Linked DNA regions of Homo sapiens: region 2 is linked to region 1. The links are chromatin loops, found by intact Hi-C in ENCODE. Cell type or tissue: endothelial cell of umbilical vein. All regions are shown on one strand. Each heading gives the region's core, and the rest is flanking DNA. Links, peaks and the distances in the headings are about the cores only. Region 1 overlaps LINC01091 (long intergenic non-protein coding RNA 1091). Region 2 overlaps LINC01091 (long intergenic non-protein coding RNA 1091).

Evidence for each region. Hi-C counts contacts between places; a loop is a spot of excess contacts. Peaks named below come from ENCODE experiments on the same cell type or tissue, not always from the same donor. Only the 100,000 strongest peaks of a DNase experiment are listed, where the experiment ranks them.
Region 2: a loop joins it to region 1, with 4 times the contacts of the local background. A loop is called at or near these places in 1 of 110 quality-filtered maps.

Annotation. Positions count from the first base shown.
Region 1 is chr4:123,917,504-123,927,246 of GRCh38, reverse strand. LINC01091 (long intergenic non-protein coding RNA 1091) reads right to left here. Exons shown (of 6, transcript NR_027105.3): 5 at 1,910-2,063. Among named protein-coding and RNA genes, the nearest start is that of LINC01091, 270 kb to the right of the region's middle. In endothelial cell of umbilical vein, for the core only: no CTCF peak of the experiment used is centred there; DNase peaks (open chromatin) are centred at 2,436 and 4,176; H3K27ac peaks cover 2,369 bases.
Region 2 is chr4:123,852,671-123,862,413 of GRCh38, reverse strand. The region is part of intron 4 of LINC01091 (long intergenic non-protein coding RNA 1091); the gene reads right to left. Among named protein-coding and RNA genes, the nearest start is that of LINC01091, 210 kb to the right of the region's middle. RefSeq lists an enhancer at 4,039-7,755. In endothelial cell of umbilical vein, for the core only: no CTCF peak of the experiment used is centred there; a DNase peak (open chromatin) is centred at 5,223; H3K27ac peaks cover 1,296 bases.

The DNA.
Region 1 (9,743 bases), core at 1,673-6,672:
TAGTGAAATTGCTGTGTCAGATGGTAAATTCATGGTTAACTTTTTAATAAACTACCTTGTTTTTAAAATAATAAACAAATCATAATAATAAAATGTTACATCAGGGCTATGACCCAGTTGCCTAAATTTTAGCCTTTATAGACATTTTGCTTCCCTTATAATTCATTTATTAATTACCAATTATATAGATGACTTATTATATCAGACTGTAACCAAAAGTTCAAAGTTTCAATTGCTATGTAGCTATCAAAATTATTGAATTAATTGTACTTTGTTCTCTTTATACCATTCTAATTACTTTATTTATTTTTCCTTCTATTTTTTCTTTTTTCATTCTTGTTTTATTTATTTTTGTTTTAATTGGTTTGTTTTAAATTTGTTTTATATTTCTAAGCTATATGATTATATGTATAAAGCATAATTTAAAAATCTATCCATTACTATTATTTATTTCATTTTATGAAATTTACTAAAATAATTTTCTAGAATAAAGGGAAGATATTTAAAAATGATTTACTTCAGGTGTCAAATGCATTAGGTATACCAATAAAATTTGATAACTATAAGAAACCAACAGCCCTTTAAGTAACTATTTGGTGATCAAAAGTAATTTGTCTCATGGTGCCTCTTCTACTCTGCACAGACAATGAGCACTGCCAATTTCTTTTAATAAAAGAAAAAAAAAAATAGAGAACTGTTAGGAGTCATACCAAACATTTTCATGGAGGAAAAAACAGCATATTATTAAAAAATGGGAGAAAAAAACTAGTGTGTGAGAGGAAATGTAAGATTAACTAGAATTTGGCAGAAGTCACTGCCCAGTCACTAGGAGTATGGTCAGTCAGCATATAGCTCCCCAAGTTGGTCCCAAATGGCCATCTTCAACTGTAGAGATCTAGTTAAGATCACATCCATGTGGGAGTGACCACTGTGGTGACTGAGCAAGGCGGGAATATCAAGAACCGATTTTCAGCCCTGCAGAGGATAAAAACTCAGCCATTTGGGCCCAAAATGGGACCCTGGCTCTGTATGTCAGTATTCACTCCAGAGCACCCTGCCATTTTGGTGCATCACGGTTGTACTTCCTTTGCTCCATCCTACTTCTGCCACCTTCCTTTCACAGTAATTGATCCAGAGACACTGGAATCTGAACTAAACAGGGTGTGTAAGTGGGAGGAGCACTACATAAAAATGACTGGACACTGTCTTGCTGTAGCAGCTAGCAGAAAATGGAGATATTTAGGTTAAATTCAAAGATGGTTAAGTTGAAAGACCTAACATACAATCTGATTTAATAGTAAAGGTGAGTGATACTTTTTGCCGTAGTCTAGATCTCTCTGAATTTGATCTTTACAAGTATAGTTACTTTGTTTAACTGAAGAATCTTACAAAATCTCTGCTTTTTCAATAATTGTTAAAGTTGATTGCGTACTGCAGTGGGTCAGATGCAATCCTTGGTTATTGGACTTTCTCCATTTTCTTTAGCCTCTGTTGGAAAGTTGGTAATTGTTCATAGGAAGTTTTTATGAGCCAGATCTGGAAATAACAATATCACTTCTATTCACATTATATTCCTAAGAAATCAATCACATGGCCACAGGCAGAGGAAACAAAAATATAGGTTAGCTGAATATCTAAGAGGGAGATGAAGTGAGATTTGTGAGCAGCTGGCTAGTCTCTTTCAAGGATAGCAAGCAAATAAAATACCTTGAACCATGCTGAAAATTTTCCCCCAAAGCAGCAGATATCTTCTTTAGAAGAGCAGGAAGCAGGACAAGTAGTAAGCCAGTCAGAATTGGGACATTTGCTTTTGAAGGGTTCAAGGCACAAAACAAAACCCCAAAGAATCTCTTCTTTGAAAACATGAACAGCTGGCACAGGAAGATATTGTCACACTGGATCTGCTTACCTGCAGGGCAAGTTTGCCAAATAAGCAAAATGAACCATGCAGGGATGAAGCTCCGATTTGGGTCTTGCTCACTCCACACTCCCATCAGGTTGCTGGGCTTCTGAGAAAGCACCTAATCTTCTCACCTGTGATCTTCAAAGAGGAAGCCTCATCGCTATTTTGACAGATGAATTAGAAAAAAAAAAAAAAACAATGAATCTTTTTTCAGTGAGGAATTCAAGGCAAAAAAGAATAAAGTTTTAAAAGTAAGATTTACAAAAAAAATTTATTAAGCAAGAAGCACAGAAAGAATTACTTTTGAAAATGACTTACCAGAGAAAATATTTTAAAACGTATTGTATTGGTTACTTATTGCTACATAACAAATCACTCCAATAAGTGTAAACTTTTCTTACTGCTCATGCATCTGTGAATCTACTAGAATCTGATTGACATAGGCTTGGCTCAACTGGGAAGCTCTTTTTGTCACTGCATGTCTATTAATTACCTAGGGTGGCTCTGCTGACCAGCAGGCTACCCATGGTTATGTTATTTCCATGATCGGCCAGAAAGAAAAGAAAACAAGCAAGAACATGTGAGGTCTTCCAGGCTTGCACTTAGAATACAAACTGTGACTTTTGCTCATGTGTCATCAGCCAAAGCAAGTCATATAGCCAAGCCCAGAGACAAGATGAAATGAGTACATGCCATCTGTGATGACGAGGCCATAGCAAGGGAACAGACGCAAGAAGAGGTGAAGAAATGAGGAAAATAATGCAATAAACCACAATTTATTTTAACAAAATTTAAGTAACAACTTCAAAACAAAAGACAGACATGATAAAGAGATTGTCTTCTTTCTTTTTTCATCAGGGTACAACCAGATGTAGGTGTTTTACAATTTATATGTAACCTCTTTAAATCTTTGGACTCAGTTCAGAAATTCGTTTCTATCAATGCGTCTTTTCTGTGTGAGATCAGTATGTTCAAAGTGATAAGAAAAAAGAAGAATGGGCAAACAGGAAAAAATTTAAATGGAGCTGAACATGAAAAAAATCCTATAATTATAAATTTCACAAAATCAATTTAAAATTAATTTTAACAATACAGAGAAAACCTATTAATATAGAAGATTGAGTCAGACATCTGGTGACCCACCTTGACGCACTTTGCCAGGTTCCAGAAGAAAGAAAATAAAACAGCAACACAGAAAGTATTAAATTGGAGGACAGCACACAGAGATCCAAATTTGATCAATAATTCTGAAAAATAGAACAGAAAATATACTGAAAAAAAGTATTAATAGAAAAAAATTTGAATTGAATCTAAAGATTTAAAGAGGTTACATCTGAAGAGTAAAAATCAACCCAGATATACCCTGTTGAGACGTGAAAGACAACCAGCCTAAAGGTGGGAAAAAAATGTAACCTAGCACGGCAGAACAATTACACTGAGGCAGGACCTCTTCTGCACCACACCAAATGCCAGAACATGGGAAAAACAGCTACAAATGCATCAGGGGAACAAATTTTAAGCCAGATGCTCTATGTTCACTGAAGTTTTGTTTCATGTGTAACAGTAACTGAAAGAATATTATCTATTTATTTGTCCTGAAAAAAAAATCAAGAAAGTATTCTATTAAGGTTTATCTGTACATATAAAAGGGGAAATTACAGCATAAGAACAGTAGAAGTGAGTCTCAGAAAATATGTAAATATAGCATTGAGTATAAGGAAATTGTTTAACAATATTTTATCAGAAAGTACATTTTAACACTATTTGAAAGAAAAGTAAATTAATCCTCACATAGTAATAAACTAATACTTTAAGAAGCTGGGTAAGAAATTGTAGATTGTATATTTTTAAAATAATATGATGGGAAAGAACAAAATAAGTTTGTGACACAAAATTGTAACTTATGAATCTTCAAGCTGAATAATAATAAAATACAGGATCATGTAATCAAAAACTAGTTTTTTCAAAAAAAAGAAAACAACAGTAGGAGGATACTTTCATAGCTCTCTGTCCCTGTTATATCAAGCAAAACAAAAATGAAGAAAGATATGGGTAGTGAATCAGTTAGAATGCCTTGGCCAATAATAGAAAACAGAATTCAGAAGTTTAAAAATTGGGAAAAATATTTATTTCCTTTTTCCTTTTTTTATTTTTAATGTTTTTGGTCTTTAATAAGAGGAAGTTGGATGAAAGGCTGTGCCTTTGTGATATCAGAAAAGACCTACATATCTTTAATCATCTGTTCTGTAATTTCCCTATGACTAACTCCCTTCCTGGTTATAAGATTAAAATCACACTCTTCATCCACACATGCAGACATGGCAAAGTCCTGGGGAAGGAAGTGGATAATTAACTCCTTATTTCTCTCCCTGTGTGTCTCTGTCTCTGTCTCTCTCTCTCTGAATGAAAAAATATTTTATACTCAATATCTCTCCAGCAGATTTCCCCTGGATTTATGTTGGTCACTCCATCAGCAGAAACAATTTACTATTAAACAATAATCAATTAGGTAAGCATTCTGCTAATGAAGATTGAAAAATAAGCTTAAGGAAAGCTAAAAACGAATAAGTATGAAATAAGAAAATATTAATTTTTGAAACAATAGAATTAATAAATAATTTTCATAGATATTTTGCTAGAAATTAAACCAATAACAGACAAACTTTTAGTGTAATAAATAATGTATAAATATACAAAATTAGAAATAAAGGTGGAGATATTACCACGGTTTTAGAGCATTTTTTAAAACAATAAGATACTTAGCAAAATACATAAAATGAACATACAGGAAAAAAAATACAGCTTTCTATTTTATTAACAATTGCCAGTTAAAAAGCACAAGGGCAAATGTTCCAGAGCAACGAGAACTCTCAGAAACTGCGGTGAAAAGTGGAAAAGGATGCAGTCACTTTGGAAATCTGGGAATCTATACTGAAACTAAGCATATGCGTCCCCAGCAATTCCACTCCTATATATAGGTTTTCTATATATAAGAAAACCCTAAAGACTCCACCAAAAAACTGCTAGAATTAAAAAATGAATTCAGTAAATCTTTACTACTTATCAGAGAAATACAAATTAAAACCATAATGAGATATTACCTTACACTTGTTAGAATGGCTATTATCAAAAAGAGGAAAGATAACAAGAGTTGGTGAGGATGTGGGGAAAAGGAAACATTTTCACACTGTTGATAGGAATATGAATTAAGATAGTCATTACATAAAACAGTATGGAGATTCCTCAAAAAATTACTTGATCCAGCAATTTTATATATATACTTATGTATGTGTGTGTATGTATATGTGTATATATGCATATACACATATATATACACATATATACACATATACATACACATATACATACACATATATACACATATATACACATATATATACATATATATATACACATATATATATACACACATATATATATATCTCCAAAGGAAATGAAATTAGTATTTCAAAGACATATCTACACTCCCATATTCACTGCAGCATTATCACAATAGCCAAGATATGGAATCAACCGAAGTGTCCATCAACAGATAATTAGATAAGGGAAATATAGTATATATACACAGTGGAATACCATTAAGTCTAAAAAAAAAAAGACGAAGAAGAAGAAAGTCCTGTCATTTCAACAACGTGGATGAACCTGGAAGACATTATGCCAAGTGAAATAAGCCAGGCACAGAAAGACAAATACACATGATCTCACTTATCTGTATGCTACGGTTTGAATATGTCCTCCAAAAAACATGTGCTGGAAGCTTAATCCCCCAGTGCAACAACGTTTGGCAGTGGGGCCTAATAAGAAGTGTTTAGATAATGAAGGCTACATTCTCATGAATGGATTAAAACCAATTATAAAAGGGCTTGGGGCTGTAAATTTAATCTCTGGCTGTCTCTCTCTCACTCTCTTTGTCTTTCTGCCATGGCTGATGCAGCAAGAAGTCCTTCACCAGATTCAGCCCCTCGATCCTGAACTTTCCAGCCTGCAGAATCATGAACCAAATAAGCTTCTATTGTTTATAAATTTCCCAGTGTGCAGTATTCTATCATAGTAAGAAAATGTGGAATCAAACCAGGCCAAGTGCAGTGGCTCACACCTGTAATCTCAGCACTTTGGGAGGCCAAGAGAGGAGGATGACTTGAGCCTAGGAGATTGAGACCAGCCTGGGCAACATGGCAAAACCCCATCTGTAAGAAAACCCCATGAAAAAAAAAATTTTCAAGCCAAATGTGGTGGCATGCACCTGTAATCTCAGCTACACGGAGGCTGAAGGGGAAGGATCACCTGAGCACAGGAGGTCAAGGCTGCAGTGAGCTTAGATCGCACCACTTGCTTCAGTCTCAGTGACAGAGTGAGACCCTGTCTCAAAATAGAATAAAATTAAATTAAAATTAAAAAGTGTATTTTGTAGGAAGAGAGTAGAATGGCAGTTACCAGAGGTTGGGGGAGGGGGGAGATGGGCAGATGTTAGTCAAAGAATACAAAGTTTGTTAGATAGGAGGAATAAGTTTAAGAGATACATCATACAACATGATGACTGTAGTTAGTAACAATGTATTGTATTCTGAAGAATTGCTGAAAGATTTGATTATCACAAAAAATGACAATTATGTGAGGTAATGCATATGTTACTTAGCTCTAGTAATCATTTCACAATGCATACATATTTCAAAACATGTTGTACACAATAAATATATACAATCTTTACTTTTCAATTAAAACTAGATTAATTAATTATTTAAAATATACAAATATAGGCCTGGTACGGTGGCTCATGCTCATAATCCCAGCACTTTGGGAGGCTGAGGCAGGCAGATCTCAGGAGTTTGAGACCAGCCTGGGCAACACGATAAAACCCTGTTTCTATTAAAAATAATAATAATAAAATAAATATAAAAAAATAAAATATATGAATATATGTATCAAGTAACCTGAGTCTAGACACCAAGATTGTTTTAATCTTTGGAAAGGGCTGATGGAAGAGAGACTGGACTCAGCTTAGTGTGGGCTAACCTGGACACAATTATTTGCCACCTGTGGTTTTTATTAGACCAGGTAACTCAAAAACATCGTAGTCTTGGACTACTGCAAGGTTGCCTTATAAGAAGCAGAAAGGCAGAGCATGTTTCCTTGAGTGGGATGAGGTTCCTACAACTATCCCAGATACATACCCTCACCCCAAAGGAAGACCTATCAATATAAGAGAATGAAATTCCTGTTGTCAAAAATCCTGGAAAGATATCAATCTTATGACAGAAAATGAAGATCTAAGCAGCAAATCTTAAACTGAAAAAGAACTTAAACTAGTTTGGCCTATAGACAGTCGAAATAGTCTCAGATATGGGAGGTGAGCAGCGCTTCTCACCTACCATACAGGAGACAGTGTGGTAGCACTCCTGTATGGGAGACAGTGTTACAGGGAGACAGTGTGGTTAGCAAGACATGGATCTGAGCCTGGCCAATAGCTGTGAGTAATGCTCCTGATGTAGCTTCTGTCCATTATTCCTTAACCTTCCATAAACCCTGTTAAAAATTACAGCTGGTCTCATTGTGTGGGAAATTACAGAAAACGGGACTATCCCAATGGATAGCAATGTTTCTTTCTCCAAGATCAAGGTGGTGATCACTCTGGTGACTAATGATGGAAGACAGCTTTCCAAGAAAAATGCCAGATTCACAAGTGGGAATAGTCTTCTCCCTAAAAAACAGCAAGGCAAGACGCAGAAGCAGAGCAGGCTGGGAGTTTGTTTTTGAGCACAGATTAAGGCACAACCTGAGGAATTCTCATATCTACGTAGGGAATGTTTTGTGGGCATTAACATCTGACAATAAAGCTGGTATGTGTGTAAGTAATACTAACTCATATTAGACACAAAGAAGAAAGTTAAGAGGGAAGGAGAGGAGGTGGCGAGGAGGAAGAAGAGGAGGGGAGAGAGAAAGAAAGGTGTCTATCTATCTTTACCAACCTACTGTACCCTTTGTAATCTTTCTTCTCATTTGTGAATGTTTCTCTGTGTTTTCTTTCCTGTCCTCAAATGAATGCCAGCCTGGATATTTCCGAATGAAATATGACTTATTCTGCAGTCAGGTTTACCACCCTGCTCTTCCAATTTATAAGTGAGAAACACAGATCTATTTAGAATGGGATGACATGATCACTACACCCTAAGGTCATTATCCTTTTTTGAAGAGGCAGTTTTTGATATGAACAAGTTTGTAAAGCAAAACACAGATACTTTCATCTGCCAGATCCAATGTAGTAATTTAATAGCCATGAGATTATTTAAATAAGTCAAGTCTGTAGAAATATCATTATAAAGCCACTAGCTTCAGCATTTACTTAGAAAGTAACATTGACTTTGACAGAAACAATGATCTGGGATTTGTTTTAAAATTATTTTGTTCTCATTCCTGGGAAAAAGTTTTGCTCAGTCCCTATGATAAGCGATAAGAAAGGCATACAGAGCAATGATAATTTACTAGTTATTCCACAAGTATACCGTGCTTATTTCTGCGTAGAGATGTATGCTTATATTTTTCCTTCTCTACTAGACAGACCCTTTTCTTTAAAGGAAATCTCATGTCCCAGCACTTCCATGACTAAATTCTTTCTGAATACTTCAACCTTAGCTGAGCTTTTTCTGTTCTGAACACCACACAATACTTAGACCATACCATAGAGAATTTAATTATATATGCTTTCATGCTGTGTTTATTGTTCATACGAGTTTGTTATCACTTCCCTCACTGTTATTAAATGGCCTGTAATGGCAATGCTCAGTTCTTAACAAGTCTTCATTAACCTATGTGGAGCATAAGCTTATATGCTATTATGAAAATTAAGTGCTATTTTTAAATATACATATATGTATGTATGTATATTTAATCCAGAATTCCAAGGTATCTATTTCATTGTTAAAATTTTTGAAAAGCTGTCATAGGCGACAACATAATCGGTCACTGGATCAGCACCACTTCCCAAAACAACAGTAGTGATAATAACGACAGCCACCATTTATTGAGAGCTCACTATGTTGCATACTGCTCTAGTGCTTCATACAGATTAGCTCATTCTGTTCTCACAAGAACCCATGAGTTGGTTACTATTATTATTTTTGTTATTAGTCACATCTACTTGGAAATTCATATCATAACCAGGTAGGTTTTAATTAATTTATAATGATAAGTAACTGCAACATGAACTGGAATACCTCAATGTCTATACAGCATCCTCTTTCTCTAGGCAGAGAGCAACATAACCTGACCTGACCTTCCTAAATGGAAAGCCAGAAAATGACAAGTGACCATCATCAAATCAAAACAAAGACAGTTCTAAAATCCAACACTAAATAACAACAGGGGAAGATGCTGTGAGATATCTAACTCACAGTAGAGAAAGTTTTGCCAATGAGAGTAGAATATTCAAAGTCCTTTTCTGTATTCCCCTGTTTTATCTCCACATTAGGGGTGACTTTCCCATTCAATATTTATTATCAATCAATAATTTATGAGGAGTGGGTAATGAATAGAAAAAGAAGGATAAATGGCCCTATGTAATATTTAAAATAAAAAGTAACACAAAGCAACATTTTTAAAATTGAAATAGCATTATAGAAAAAGATAGTATCAAGATGCTGATGCTAAACAGAATATGTTCAAAAAAAACTATAAAGAAGTATTACTAACCCTTTCTCACATGGCAGAGCACAGCATAGCATAGAGAAAAGCAAGCAAACAAGCACACAAAACACAAGGTGTGGCGTGTTAATTAAAAGCATGGAGTCTTAAAGCTAGGCTGCTTAGACTCAAACTGCAGCTC
Region 2 (9,743 bases), core at 2,563-7,562, 66 kb after region 1:
CAAAGTTTCACATCTAGAAGTCTGTGTGAAGTGTTCCTATCCTCAATAGTGTGACTACCCCGATGGTCTAGGTCTCAGGAACATCATAAATATTTCATGTAGCTCTCTATCAAATATCTGAAAGGCCAATCCTTTCCAGTATGAAAGTTCATCTCCTAAATGGGAGATCACCTTCCAATGGTGATCCAATGATCTCTCCCCAAACTACTGTGTAACGCTTCTTATTAGAAGTATTTGAGCAGTTCAGGGCTTCCAGGGAGGTGAACAAGAACACATCCACATACTGGGAGAGTGGCGCACTCCAACTCCACAGGGACAGACGCCCCCATGCTCAGGACTTTTCCAGACCTCACCCTATGTATCACTTTATCTGGCTGTTCATCCTTTACAATAAATTGTTTAATGCAAAAGTCAACAACTCTATATTGACTGGAGCAGGCTACCCTCAGATTCTGAGGCCTGGTATAAAGCTTACATTGTCTGCTCTGGTAGACAGGAAGAGCACTGATACTGGAGGCCACAAATTGGTGCTTGCCCTAGAGGCAGAGACTTAATCCAGCTGAAAGTAGCCTCCGAGAATGGATATCAGAAGATTTAGCCTTAATATATTTCCATTGTGACCAGCAGGCTTTTGCCCCCCTAAGAAGGTGTTCAAAACGAAAGATGACCCAAACGAGAGCTGTTTTTTAAATATTTAGACAGTTACTCATTAGCTGGTTTTTAGTGGAATTGGTTATCTATCTAGTTACCAGTGCTGCAATTGTGTAGTCACCTATACATTATTTAAACGTATTTAACTGTTAAATGTGCTATCCACCAGTTATAAAATAAACCCTTATGAAAACTGCACAATTGTGTACGTGTTTATGTTCCTTTAAGCATTGAATATTGCCATTGAATGAGATTAATCAGTCCATGTTTTAAGTTGAAGTTAAAAATTTTGTGTTAAATTCAGCCATCATTACAATTACCTTTTGTATTCCAGAACATGACAAATTATGAATAAAACAAATATACATCTTGTAAAAAGAAGTATTTGAGTTTCTCTAGAGCTCTCCACTCCCCCAGAAGTACAATATGCTAAACTCTGAGAATTCAACTACCATTAAGAAAGGGAGCACCCAAAAAGAAGAGAAAACCTAAGACATATAGTGATTAAAGCAAAAGAAATTGTGGCAGATTAATCTTCTGGTACTGTGGAATTGAATATCGTAGCCACTTTTAGAATCCTTTTATATCTTTTCTTCTGCCAAAGATATGATCCCTTAAGAGAACATGCTTTAACGTATAGATATGCTGCAATAATAAGAAATATCTTTATGTCTCTTCCTTGTGAAGATGCCACCTAAGATACCACTAATTCCTGATATATCTGTATAATGGTCCTCTTTGAAATAAATTTTTCATGATCGATAAGCCATTAGAGAAGATAATATGCTACTCCATTAAGTAAAATTATATATGATGTTTGTTGAGTTTTAAAATAAATATTAAATATGTTTACTTTTGGATGAGATATTACATATTAACTACACTATAACAAATACAGAGTTGATAGTTCTAGTGTATTTAGATAAGATAGTCTATAAAATTAGTCAAGGTAAATACATTAAAGATACATGGAGCATTTTTTTTAACTTTAAGTTCTGGGGTACATGTGCTGAACGTGCAGGCTTGTCACACAGGTATACATGTGCCATGGTGGTTTGCTGCACCTATCAACCTGTCATCTAGGTAAGCTCACCATCCTTTCTTCTTTTTTTTTTTTTTTTCGTTTTGAGACGAAGTTTTGCTTTTGTTGCCCAGGCTGGAGTGCAATGGTACACTCTCGACTGACTGCAACCTCTGCCTCCTGGGTTCAAGCGATTCTCCTGCCTCAGCCTCCCAAGTAGCTGGGATTATAGGCATGCGCCATCACGCCTGGCTAATTTTGTGTTTTTAGTAGAGATGGGGTTTCTCCATGTTGGTCAGGCTGGTCTTGAACTCCCAACCACAGGTGATCCGCCTGCCTTGGCCTCCCAAAGTGCTGGGATTATAGGTGTCACCCACCACATCCGACCCCTGCCCTTTCTTTTAAGAGCACAGGCAGGTCCCTCACTCTAGTGCAGTGAACTTAATGAGAGCCTAGAGTGAATGAAACGGTGATGCCCCTCTTGATGTGGAGTTACATGGTAGATATCATGCAGCCAGTTTTCTCACTCATGGATGAATTTTCATGACATTCTCTATTGAGTTGTATGGATCTAATAGAAACATCTATGGGTCTTAAGGCTAAATATTTTTTCATTGCCCCTCTCATGTTTTCTGCTAGTTTTACAAAAATACCCTGTCAATTTTCAGATAAAAGCTTTTTAACAAATTCAAAATGTCATTATCTCTGCTACTTGTACAATCAACTTAAACCCAGAATAGAGCCTGCAACTTACCATCTCAGCAAAAGAGAACAGGTGAAAAAAGAAAGCAAAACTGTAGAACAAAAAGATGTAAAAAAAAAAAAAAAAAAAAAAAAGGAAGACAGACAAATAAGGCACAGAACTGTATTAGAAAAACACTTTCTACTTTAATCACACAGTGGTGTCCAGCCTCGCCTTCTCGACCCCCTGCTTTTCCTATTTCTTCCTTGTTAGTACGAGTCACTCCATTGACCAACAAAATTACCACACAGTGACCACCTCTGGTGCATGTTGAATACTTGATTTAGGGCTATTACGCTTGTCCCAAAGAGCTCAAAGCAGATTTAAATTTCCATAAATCTATTTGCTAGACATGTAGGTAAAAAACTTATTTGAGCAACACAGGTAGTTTTTATTTAAGTTGGCCTTTAGTGTTCTTTTTTAATAATTTTCATTACAAGAGCCATAAAACCAGCAAATTTAGAACAATCCCACTCAGTAAAAAGAAAGTCAAATTTGATATTCCAATGTTAATGCCTAAATAACAACAATTTTAAAATTTCCCAAATCATGAGTGATTGGGTGCATTCACTTATGAGATCCAATTAACCTTCTGAGGCTTAGGGGCAAATGACCTTGCTAGAATATATCAGGAAAGGGAATTGCAAAAATTGCACTGCTTGCACCTGTGGTCCTTTAATAACTTATGAGCAAGTTGATTTTTCAGACATTAGTGCAAAATGTATATTCCATCTTTTCAATGAAATCCTGATCTTTTCCCTGATATACATTTCAACTCCATTATCACCTTGAGACAGAGATACAAGATGCCCATTTTATGATACTGTAGTGTGGCAAGGGTAACTATACTGCAGGTTAAGATACTCAAAGAAGTGACAAACAGGACACAAAGCTCAAAAAACCCTCTGAGCTAGCTTTCAGGATGAAGGAGCCCTTTTTAGAGAGGACTGTCTTCATTCTGGAGATATAGATTGGAACATTCATTTTACGTAAAACTATTTGTAATATAAAACATGGTCTGACTAAGCCACAGTATTGTGTCTGCTGGAATGTGAGCTATTATATACTTGGTAATATTTAAACACAAACACAAGAACAGCTTTCCAAGTTTCCTGTTCTATATGCTTAATAAGCTTTAGATGCTTTATTTTGAAAGTTAGGCAAATTAGAGTTTTTAAAAATATGAATTCAGTAAACTCAGCAGCACAAGTTAGTACACTATTGATTAAAAATATATATATAACAATTAATACAACTCAGTGTACACAGCACATGTTCTTCCATCATCTGATTCTGCCTCGCACTGTAAACTTCATCCCAGACTTCACTTCCAGCCAGCTTAGTTCAGTCCACTCTGCCTCCCCACCACACTTCCTATCCCAAGTTGTTCCAGCCCAGCATAACTGCATCAATTGCAGCTTCAGGAACTCTCTTTCTAAACTCTCTTTCATGCTGAAATCCATATAAACAGATTCCTTCATCTCTAATCCCTCACCTACCCTCCATTCTACAAATTTATTCCCACAATCTTTCCTTTGACTAATTCTTCTTTACCCCTCCAAAATATACACAGGACCCCAAACTGCCAAGAATGCATGTGGCAATACAGTAAACATGTTTTTAGCCTCGGATGGCACTCTTTTATTCTGCTTTACTTCATAGGTTTTGGCTTTGCGCAGATCTTTATTTGAGTAAATTAACAAATAAATGATATTGCCCACTGGTAGAAAAATTCATTAAACTCCCAAGATCCCTTCTAGTACACTTTATTTCACAGTAAATATTCTACGTTGAGTATCATGTTGATATTCTAGTATCCAATTTTACCATCTAGGTTATGTTTCATTTCCAATTAATTCTCTAATTTCCTGGCTTGTGGTATATTTGACTTGTTGCTTAAGCAAACAATAATGAAAGTCACCATCCTCCTATATCATAAGATTGATACAATCATGTTAATCAAAATTCTGAGAGAAACTATAATTTAAAAATCATGTATATCTTCATGCTTTTGTTTTCAATAAGTTGACAAATTTAAGAAAGCACTAGAAAATGATAAGCAATAAAAATTATAAAAAATATGAGTCTTTTATTCTGACTTTATCCTTACAATGCTTGTTATCTAATAGCAATATTAAATATATTATTGTTCTTTTATATTAGGTTTGCTAACAACAATAATATATTTTTCCTCACTAAAAAAAAAAAAATATATGCTTCTGGTTTAAATGCCATCCTTAGGAGTACAAGCTTGAAAGCTGTGCTACCAGTAGTGTATTTTAAATGTAAGGGAGCAAATATTGTTTCTGTCAACCTCAAAGAAAAGAATGTACTCATTATGTTCAAAACTTTAACTTACTACAATAATGACACTGGTTTCAAAAAACTGAACTTTTTAATAACCAATAACCTTTTTTCACACAAACTTTTTACACCTCTAAGCATGCTATAATTTCTAAGCACTATTCCTCTTTGCTTCAATTATGTGTTCCCATGCTAAAAAGCAAAATAACAAAGTTTAAAAAAAAGAAAAAAAAAAAAAGGAAAGGGCCTTTTCCTCACTGCCAGGACCCAAGCTTATCTCAGCAGCCTCCTATTTTTAACCAGATTGCAAATGGTATCCGTGATCAAAGGCCCGGAGCCCTGGAGGAACTTAGGCAAACAGCACGCAGCAGAATGCTTCCTGATGATCTGTAAGCAGGAAAGGACTTTTGACACGAAAGACAGCTTAAACAGCACAAGAATAGCAATAAACCAGCTGTAAAATGGTTGCCCTTGAACGAAAGCAAATTGTTCCAAATAATTTTTCCCGTTTTTGCAGCCTCTGGATGTCCCGCTGGGGCATTTAAACAGCCACATGCTCAGTGTACAAAAGCTTCTCTAAGTGGGAAAATACAGTGTACTAATGTGTTTAGAATAAGGAACCGAACACATCCAAAGTTCAGATTTGATGCTTCCTTTTCCTTTTGTTGGAGAATGAGTTCATTAATGCCAGGCTTGTTTTGGATACTAACTAAGCTTCCAGTCAGTAATGTTGAAGGGTAATTTATTGGCTTAGAAATACTCAATTAACCATTGAAGTGGTTGTTAATTTAAAAAGTAAACGGATTGTTGAGCCTTTACATAGGACTGTTCATGCAACTGGAATGTATATTTACCTAAAGATTAAGAAGTACAATGCCTACTTTTCTTTGTTATTTTCTATTAAACAACTTATACTATAGGAATGCCATGAATACTGTGAAGTTTATATACATCTTCCCCACTATAAGTCATGAGAATAATATAATACTTACTGTTAACATAATTACAAGACACTTCTGTATGTGCAGTTTTATTTAATTCACACAAAAGCTCTTAAATCTAGTGTTACCCAACACCATCCTTTGAATAAATATGTAAGATACAATGTTCTCTCTCATTGATATTTATTCTAATCAATTATATTAATTCTATATTTAAAATAATAGATTAAAAGGAAATCTTTTACTACTTCATTATTTACAAAATCATGGTAAATATATTGAGTAATTTAGAAACCAATATGCTTATATTAAGAGGTACATTTTATTCCACAAAAGAAAAATACCTTTAAATAATTTGGCAATTCACTAATAAATGTTAGGCAGAGAGATTTATTTAAAAATCAGACAATTGAAAAACCTTTAGAGTTACTTAGATACACATATGCATTGCTTAATAGAAATATGTTGCTTTAAAATTAAATTTAAATACAATATTTATTAATCAAAGCATACAAAATACATTTAGGGTTATTTAAACTACATAATCAATAGACTATGATACCAAGATCTTATTTTCCTACAATAAATTATCATTCTAATTGTATTGACTAAGTCTATATTTCCTAATTTGCCTAAAATGTATAAATTCACTCACAACTTTGTGGTCTCAATTAGCATAAACATCCCAACAAAACCATGTGTAACCATTGTATGACCAGGGAAGCAAACTCTGCCTAAATCCCAAAAATCACTTTGAAAAATTATTGTTTTAAATGCAAACAAGAAAAGAAAAGGGAAATTTTCTAAAGTAATCCTCAGCTTAACAACAGTTGTGTTTGGAAGCACCTAACTAGTGACTTCTGATGAGGTCAATGATTATATATTAAATTTCTAAGTGCTTTTCTGTGAAAGTAATCAAGTTATCAAAACGAATTCCTCTTTCAATCATAGAAAAGTGGTACTCTCCTGATCAATATTTATTTATATAATGTCATGTAAACTATAACATTTACTAGTAAGAATACAGTACATATTAAAATCAAATCCCTTTTTCCCCCAGAGATTTATTTCGTGTTATACTTTGTTTTACTTTTATCATAATGAATATGGGCACAATGAGTATACAAAGCCTTTCTGTGCTTGGTCAGGGAACCAGCTAAAGTACTGGCTCAATGGCTCTGATTTTAAACCATGTTTTACTTAAGACTAATTTTTCATCAGTGTTAGAGGTTAATAACACTGTTATTTCCTCTATTACCTGGATTTAATAAAAGCAGTGGGGCATAACATTCTGTAAAGCCAGGCAATAAGAGGAAATAACACAAATGTTAACCTCTAACATAAATGTAATGGTAATTGCTCCAGTCTAGTTTTAAAATTGATGCCTTTGGTAGTCTCCCACATGGCCAAAAAAAAGCTCTCTCCTCAGTGTCCCAGCAACCACCAAGATCCAAGGTCAAGGGCAAATTATGCCATCAATTTGTATGCTTAACAACATTTGTGCACCATATCATCCTTAAATATAGAAACACATTGTTTTAGGAATAAAACACGACAATAAAGCAGTGAAGCTGCAATTATAAATCAGCTAAAGTGAAAGTACATGTTGAAAATGTTAACGAAGATTGTTGCAATACAGAAAAGTTGATTCACCTTCTTACACGTAAAATATAAAATCAAGTTACACAATAAGGTAGATAAATCTCCTAATTAAATACTGAAGAAAGAGAAGCATGCAAAACAGCTTCATCTATATCTAAGCAGGATGTATGAAATTTTCACTTTTTCATTTATATCCAATACTTGTAAAAATTCATTGTGGTTATTTTATATACATATGTAGCGATTATTTATTTCTATTTAATAAGCATATTTTTAATGTTTTGGCAGATAGAATTAACGTCTCTTGCATTACATGTCAACTTTGTCTTGCATAGCACCAAGTCATGTCAGCAGCCTCTTTAGAAACTAAAGCCAGCAAGTTAAGATTAATTTCTGCTAATTATCTCAGACCCTCAGACCATACTGTTCACACACTGGGAACCAAATTTCCAGACTCAATTTTTGCAAATCTGCTAGGCCCCTCAACATTTGTCGGTGTACCAAACCAAAAATGTTCCAAGCTTTCCTCTTTTCAAATACCACCACTCTTATTACACATTACAACCATTTATTTCCTGTCATCTTTTCATATTCAGTTTACAAAAGCAAAACCATGCCTTCAAACTGTTAATGGTCCAGAGTTTGTTAGAATCTTTTCTTAATAATTAAGTTCCTCATGTGCATGGATCTTGTCACTCATTTCTTATATTCTTTAAAGGTCTTCTAAAATGGGTACTTGGTGGGCACCCAAAACATATTAACTTATTAGTATTCATGCCGCAGTAGAAACAGGAAGGAAAGATCTTTATTCAATCTGATTTAGCCCAGCCCTACCGTATTGCTTTCATCGGGTATCAGAAATCCAACTTTTGATCAGCCTCCTGTCACATAGATTGTGAATGTCAAAACCTAAGCACTTATCTTGTCTTCTGACAACTATCAAGTAGAAGAGGAACTTCAGTGGTAACTTACTCTTTAAAAAAATAAAAATTAATTTACACGGCAAATGTAATCATGATGACAATGTCATCTAAAAAATACATACCAGCTTTGTCTTTGAAAAGCTCAAAATCTTTATCACTTCATAAAACATGGGGACCAAAAATCTTCAGACAGGCCTAAGGGAAGTTTCGGAAAGAGAAGTTTAATATTTGACTGATGAGAAGGATCGCCAGTGGCCCACAGCCACAAACAAGGTCACTAAAATAGACAGAAAAACCTCCTCAGGTGTGGTCTCTTTGTTGTGTATTTACACTGGCTCCTGTGTTGAAATGAGGCCTCTATGGTCCTGAAAACTGCCAAAAAACCCTGGCTGAGTGAAGCTATAAACACAGTGTGCGATGATAACCTCTGCTGCACTCCATGTGTCCCAAAATCTGCTAAGACCTTCACTTCAGTCTGCAACAAGGTAGAAAAATATTTGAGGTCAATAAATTGGGGACAGGGTGCAGGGAGTGATGAGAGAAGCTCAGGGGTAGAAAAGGAGGCAAGGGAGCACAGTTCCTTGTTTAAGGAAAGTGGTAGGACCACTTACCACCTATATTATCTAAAGCTCATTACATAATCCCTCAAAGCTACCTCACTCATAGAACTAATAGTAAAACTATCTAATGCACAAAGTACATAAAATAATCTAAGCAAAGAAGTGATTGGTACCCAGTAATTATTCTCACGCATTAAATGCATTCTAAAAGCCAAGATTATGAGGCAAAATGTAAACCTGAGGTGGACTTCAGTTCCAGAGACTCAAGCTCTTCTGAATCTTTCTAAATCAAGTAATTTATTCTTGAACTCTTCATTTGGACAATTATGGATTCATGTGCTCACATTATAAGATATTAATATTATAGACAGCCTCAAAAGACAAAAGTCATACCTGTCACTGCTAAGAAAATGCTACTTTACTTAATAAGCTGTCAATAATTACATCTGGAGAAGGAATAAAAAATGACAGTTTCCTCTTAGAAATTATTACGAGAGAGAAATTCAAACTTTTTTGTTACAAATATTCAATTCTGTGTTTGTATTTGACAACAAAATAAAACTAGTTCAAAATTTTAAAAGACAAATAATAGATAGTCTCTATCCCTGAGGAGTTCAGAGTCTAATGGAAAAAATGTATGCATAAATCATAACCGATGAGTGCTATAACAAAGGTGTTTGAAAGCTTCTCAAGTACAGAAGCTGAGGGATGAGGAGGAATTCATAGTAAAAGTGAAGTATACCCTGGGCCTAGAAGAATGACTTGGGCCAGAGTTTAAAAATATTTGTCTTCGTTACTTGAATGGACATCTTTTTTGCATGCAGATTCTAAGAATATAACCATATATATAGCTGACTGCCCCCCAGAAACAAGCATCACTTGAATGATAGAGGAAAATTTCCCCATACATTACACCATTGTCATGGCTATCTGGGTATCCAAAAGAAATTTCCAAGGGTAAGATTAGTGCCTTGCAGCCTCCACAAAATTTAAAAACTA